2 separate regions of the Homo sapiens genome follow, and region 2 is linked to region 1. A link is a loop called in an ENCODE intact Hi-C map of the cell type or tissue named here. Cell type or tissue: heart right ventricle. All regions are shown on one strand. Links, peaks and the distances in the headings refer to the core of each region. The heading gives the core; the rest is flanking DNA.

Region 1 (2,921 bases), core at 175-2,674:
AGAAAAATGGCTTTTGACCTCAGGATTTTTAGTACATTCACAAGCTAAGTTGAAATGACACAGCCCTGAGATTTTTGCCTTTAAGCATGCTGTGCCTCACTTTATCCTGTCAGTTGCCTGGTAATCGTTTCTGACCTTAAAAGGTTTTTTTAAAAGCCCTTGACTTTGGGAAAGTTTTAACCAGGAATGTTTTTGACTTCAAAGTGATCTGTAGCTGGGAGATTATTTCTGGCATGTGTTATAATGCTGAGATGAGTGGAAGGTGCAGGAGGGTCCACACTGTGTAGGTGGTCCTATGAAAAAGATGTTTTGATCATTCCTAACCTAAGCCCTTTCATTGTCATAGAATCCAGGAATGCCTCATTGTGGGAGCTAATGTTTGTAAATAAACCTCTCTAACAATGCCTCAGATGTGTTTTCCGAACACATCCAAGGAAGTGGGTGTGTGTGTCTGTCTGTGTATGTTGCGTCTTTCATCAGAACTTCCTGCCCAAGGGCTCCAAAGCCTAGGGTTCCCTCAGAGCCACCACTGCAGTGTCCACCCTGTCCATGCACTGTTCTCCCCACATCCACATCTTTGACCTTAGTTCTTTGTCCCCCAGTGGCTTATGTGATGCATTCCCTGATTCTTTCCAAGTTCCTTCAGGGAAACAAAAAGGTACCAGGTTGGAGGTATTATTATTTGTGAGCCAGCCAATATGGGTTTGACTATGATTCTTTTTAGGTTAGGATGGATTAGCAACAAGAACTGTGGTATCTTGAGTCTGACTCCAGCAGAATTGGGGTGCGATGTCTGTTGTCTGTTAACAATTCCAGAGACATGATTAAGGCCTGCCCCATACAAGGCATTGCTGGTGGTGCAGAAGTGATTAAGACCCCCATCCCAATGCCTGAGAAACATCCCCGGTAGAGGAAGGATAAAACAAGTCCACAAATGTTAGAGTAAGAATGGGAGAACACGGGTGTAAGGGGGAACTAAAAAGAGGCAGGGAAGCCTTGTGCTCTCTTTCCCTGCCAGGCCTGGGCATTAAGACATTCCCCAGGCATTTTCCATAAGACCAGCCCAGAGCCAGCCTTATTTGGTTGTGGAATAGGCAGTGGTGTGATTTTAGGCAGGGCTCCCAGCCTCAAATAGCAGTTCCAGTGTCTGTCATTCTATTATAACTTTGTTCTAGGTCTCGAAAGCTTTCATTGTGGTGGGTTCTTTCTTGAACACAGATGTTTCTGTTAGGGTCCTAAGTCATGGTGAGCTAGTATCTTTCTTATTTATTTATTTATTTATTTATTTATTTGAGACAGGGTCTGACTCCATCATCACCCAGGCTGGAGTGCAGTGGCATGATCTCGACTCACTGCAGCCTCAACCTCCCAGGCTCAAGCAATCCTCCTATCTTAGTCAGCCTTTCGAGTAGCTGGGACCATGGGAACACAGCACCATGCCTGGCTAATTTTTTGGTATTTTTGGTAGAGATGGGATTTCACCATGTTGCCCAGGGCGGTCTCGAACTCCTGAGCTCAGATAATCCACTCACCTCAGCCTCCCAAAGTACTGGGATTACAGACCTGAACCACCTTGCTCGGCCTGAGCTAGTATCTTAACATTTAGCTACACCTTTAGGGTGGAGAGGAGAAAACTAATTGACAGCCCAGTGAACACAAATCCTACCTGGGATGTGGCTTGGGATTGGCATTTGAGGGGAGTTGAAGAATGGGTTCAAGTGTAGCAACAGGAGAATAGGAGGAAACTAAAAATAAACTGTGCTTAGTTCATCCTTCTGTTAGGCGCTGGCTTAAGGCTATCCTTTGAGGTTTCCCAACAATAACAAAGGAATATTTGATGGCTTTAAATGGGATTAAAACAGCCTTTTTTGGTGGACTTAAAAATTAATGATAGAACTTCACACTGAAAGACTTATGATTTTGCCTTCATGTAGCATTCTACTCTTAAGAATTTAATGTGACAAAATAACTATGAATGCACACAGACTTGATTCATTCCTCACTCTTTAATTCAACAACTATTTATTGAGCATATACTACATGCCAGATACTGTTCTAGGCACCAGGATTATAGCAATAATCAATGGAAACAAAGTCCCTGACCTCGTGGAGCTTACATTCTAGTTGGGGAAGACATCATAAACAAGGCATTATGTTACCAAATCTCAGAGTCAGTTTCCAGTCCACATCTTATTAGACCTCTCAGTGTGTTCCTTCTAGAAATACTCTCTTCATTTGGTTTCTGGAACACCACATTCTCTTACCTTACTGCTTACCTATCTCAGTAGCCTTTGTTGGATGCTCATCTTCCTGACTTTAAACTGGTGAACCCCAGAACTAAGCCTTCAGATATTTCACACCTGTATGCTGACGATCCAGTTTTCTATTTCCAGCCCTCACCACTCCCCTGAATTTCAGTCTTTTAGATCCAACTGCCTATGCCACATCTCCATTTGTATGTCCAATAGGTTTCCCAAACTTAACGGGACTACCAAAATCTTACTGGATTTTCTACTCTAATTGCTCTTAGTTGAGTCTTTCCCTTCTCAGTTAACAGCAACTTAATTCTTCCAGTTACTCAGGAAAAAACCTCGGAATCATTCTTGACTTCTTTCTTTCTCTCACACTGCATATCTGCTCCATCAGATTTAGCTACAAAGATGTCCATCACAGCATTGTTTATAAAAATGAAAAACTGGTAATTATCCAACTGTTCGACAATGGAAGAATGGTTAATATGGTACATGTTGTAGTTAACAGGTTACTGTTTAAGGACATTTTCCATATGGAAAATTTCGTACATGCTCAAAAATAAAGAGCTGTGAACCCATCATCTAGCTACAACAATGATCAACTCACAGCCATTCTTGCTTCATTTTTACTCCCACTTCTCTCCCATCTCCCCACTAGATTGTTGTTAA
Region 2 (2,921 bases), core at 196-2,695, 170 kb after region 1:
AAAGGAAGTGACAGGGCCTGAATCTTCTAAATCTAAAGTCTTATAATCTCAGTTAATATTTCAAACATCTTAAATTCATTCCCCAGATTACTGAAAATAAACATCTCATCTCCACTGAAGAATCACTGGTAGTATAACTTTTGTATAACTCCACCACTTACAAATACGATAATTCTCAAATTGGTATCTTTAGCCTGGACCTCCCCTGATTTCTAGAGACTTGTATATCCAACCTTCAACCTGACATCTCTTCTCCCAGGATATCTAACAGACATCTCAAACTTAATATATCCAAAAGGGAGCTCGTGGCCTCCCCTCCCACAATGAATCCTTCCAGCCTTCTCTTAGTTAATCACAATTCCACCCTTACAGTTGCTCAGGCAAAAATCTGGAGTTTTCCTTGATTCCTCTTTATTTTATAGTTTGTATCCAATCCATCATCAAGTCTTCTACCTTCTACATAAATCCAGAATTCAACCACTTCTGAAGTCCTCTATTGCAGTGGTTCAACTTAACATCTTGTATCTGGGTTTTTGGAGTAGCTTCTTACCTGGTCTCCCTGATTTCTGTCCCTGACCACCTACAGCCTCACTTCCCACAGGAGATAGTATGATTCTTTCAAAATATTAGTCAGGTTATGCTACTCCTATGCTCTAAACCCCCCAGTAACCTCCCCAGTCAGAGTAAAAGCCTAACAAAGGCCTGACAACCACTGGTTCTCAGGAAGTAGGCAGGTTCCCTAGAGTAGTTTTACAGGGCATTTTTGTTTTCCTGTATTGTCTGTCTGAACATTCACTATTAAAAACATATTTGATTGTAAGTACCTTTCCTTTAAATAGTGCACTCATGTTCTATTTTAAAAATTGTAAAGAAATTATATATCATCTACAAATTATATTTCAATAAAGTCAGTATTATAACATTGCTGTCATAAAATGACGGAGTTGAGTCTAACTGGTTGAGAATTTCCCCTCCATCATCAGCCCCCTGCCCCTACCAACTTCTGTCTTCATCTAGCACTATGCCTGTGCTCACTTTACCCCAGCCTCACTGACTCATTTGCTATTCCTAGAATAGGCCAAGGAACAATCCTGCCTTGGGGTCTCTATACTTACCGTTATTTCCTTTTGGAATGAAATGTTTTTCCTGTGGATATCCACATGATTGTTATCTCTCTTTTTAAGTCTCTGCTCAGTTTTTCTGCTTCCCCCTTATCTTGCTTTATTTTCCTCCATTACATTTATCCTCAGTGGATATATATATTATCTCTCTCTCTCTCCACTAAAATGTAAACTACACAAGGCGGATTTTGCACACACAAATGTATAACCAAACCCTTGAACTATCCCTATCATATCACCATCTTTAATCTGCTGGCCTCTTGTTCATGGCAGGATATATCCCCTAACACAATGCAAAGATAATGCAAAGTAACATCAGACATTCTGCAAAATAGGTGGGATTTCATGAAGCTGATATTGATGTTGGAGAAGCAGCAATGCCACAGACAAGTGAAGATCTGGTAGAGTTAGACCAACTGATGACCAAAGACTAAAAAACCAACAAGAAAAATAATACCATACCATAAGCCCACATTCACTGTTCCAAAATTTGACCACTCTAGAAAGACTTTACCATGGCCCCTGTATCAAAACAGGCAACTTAGTTTCTCTACTTCTTAAAGATTCAGAGCCTATCAGGTCCCTTGAGCTTCTCTCCTCTCTAAACTGCCCATATCTTTACCCTATCTTATCCTTTTCATGACTTCAATTACCACCCCCTATTTTTATCTGCAGCCTTAATCACACCTAACGATGACAATGTGGTGTGTGGTATGGGAAGCCAGGGTTGTCAGCGCCCGAGGAAGGGTTGGGGGAGATCAGCTGGAGGAGGTCATGCCGGGCAACTGTGTAATCTAAGACCCTGGGGAGTTGGGGTCTTAGTTGAATATTCTGCCCTCCCAGAAGGCCAGCAAGGCTGACTCACCACCAGCCTCGTGCCCACTGGGCTCCCACCCCTTCCCAGGACCCTCCCCTAGCTCGGTCCCCCTGAGCTTGGCTTCCCACCCTGCAGGTGTCCTACTACAACCAGGCCACCCCAGGTGTTCTCAACTATGTGACCACCAACGTGGCAGTTGGATCCACATATCCAACTGCTTACTAAATTTCATTATATGAATGTCCCACAGCATCAAACACTATGCTGTGTCCAAAACAGAACTTACCATTCCCCCATGACTCCATCTTCACTAATAAATCAGGCATAGTCTTGCTGATTCTACCTCTGAATACTTCTCTAGTAATCTCACTTCTACCCTCCTCTCTTTGCATCCCAGCTACAATGGCCTAGTTAGGGCTTCATTATATCTTGCCTGGCCTATTGTAATACTTCCTTATCTGCTTTAATACACCCTCACTTTTGTCATATTAGACTAATTGCTGATTTTTAAAAATAGCAAGCACTTTGATGCTTTCTGTGCTGTAGGCAATGTTACCGCCTTGTACCTTAGGCAATGCCTTTATTATTTTATGCCGCCTTCTTATTTTTCCTGATACCTTCCCTCCTCCTGCCTCAGGAAAACTGTTGGGTTTTTGTTTGTGGTCCTAAAAAAATGCTGTACTCTATTTGATAGTACTTGTGATATATTATTTGTTGCACATGGCTTTTATGTACATCATATATCCTCACTGCCCAGTAGAACGCAGGGCATTCAGCACATATTCAATAAATATTTGTTAAATTAAATTGAAGACAGAAAAGCCAAATCTGTAGAGAAATTAAGTAGGATAAGGCTGACCAACAATCATTGGATTTGGCAATTATGTCACAAAAAACCTTTGTGAGAGTGACTGTTAGTAAGGACTATGGAAAGCCAGCTGCAAGAGGCAGAGGTGTAAATGAGGATCTAGAAAAACACCACC

The links. Peaks named below come from ENCODE experiments on the same cell type or tissue, not always from the same donor. Only the 100,000 strongest peaks of a DNase experiment are listed, where the experiment ranks them.
Region 2: it touches region 1 in a loop (21-fold over the local background); 4 of 110 quality-filtered maps call a loop at or near these places.

What each region holds. Positions count from the first base shown.
Region 1 is chr6:110,362,088-110,365,008 of GRCh38, reverse strand. No RefSeq gene overlaps it. Among named protein-coding and RNA genes, the nearest start is that of METTL24, 5.2 kb to the right of the region's middle. In heart right ventricle, for the core only: no CTCF peak of the experiment used is centred there; no DNase peak of the experiment used is centred there; H3K27ac peaks cover 773 bases; H3K27me3 peaks cover 1,276 bases.
Region 2 is chr6:110,189,847-110,192,767 of GRCh38, reverse strand. The region is part of intron 1 of CDC40 (cell division cycle 40); the gene reads right to left. Among named protein-coding and RNA genes, the nearest start is that of CDC40, 11 kb to the right of the region's middle. In heart right ventricle, for the core only: no CTCF peak of the experiment used is centred there; no DNase peak of the experiment used is centred there.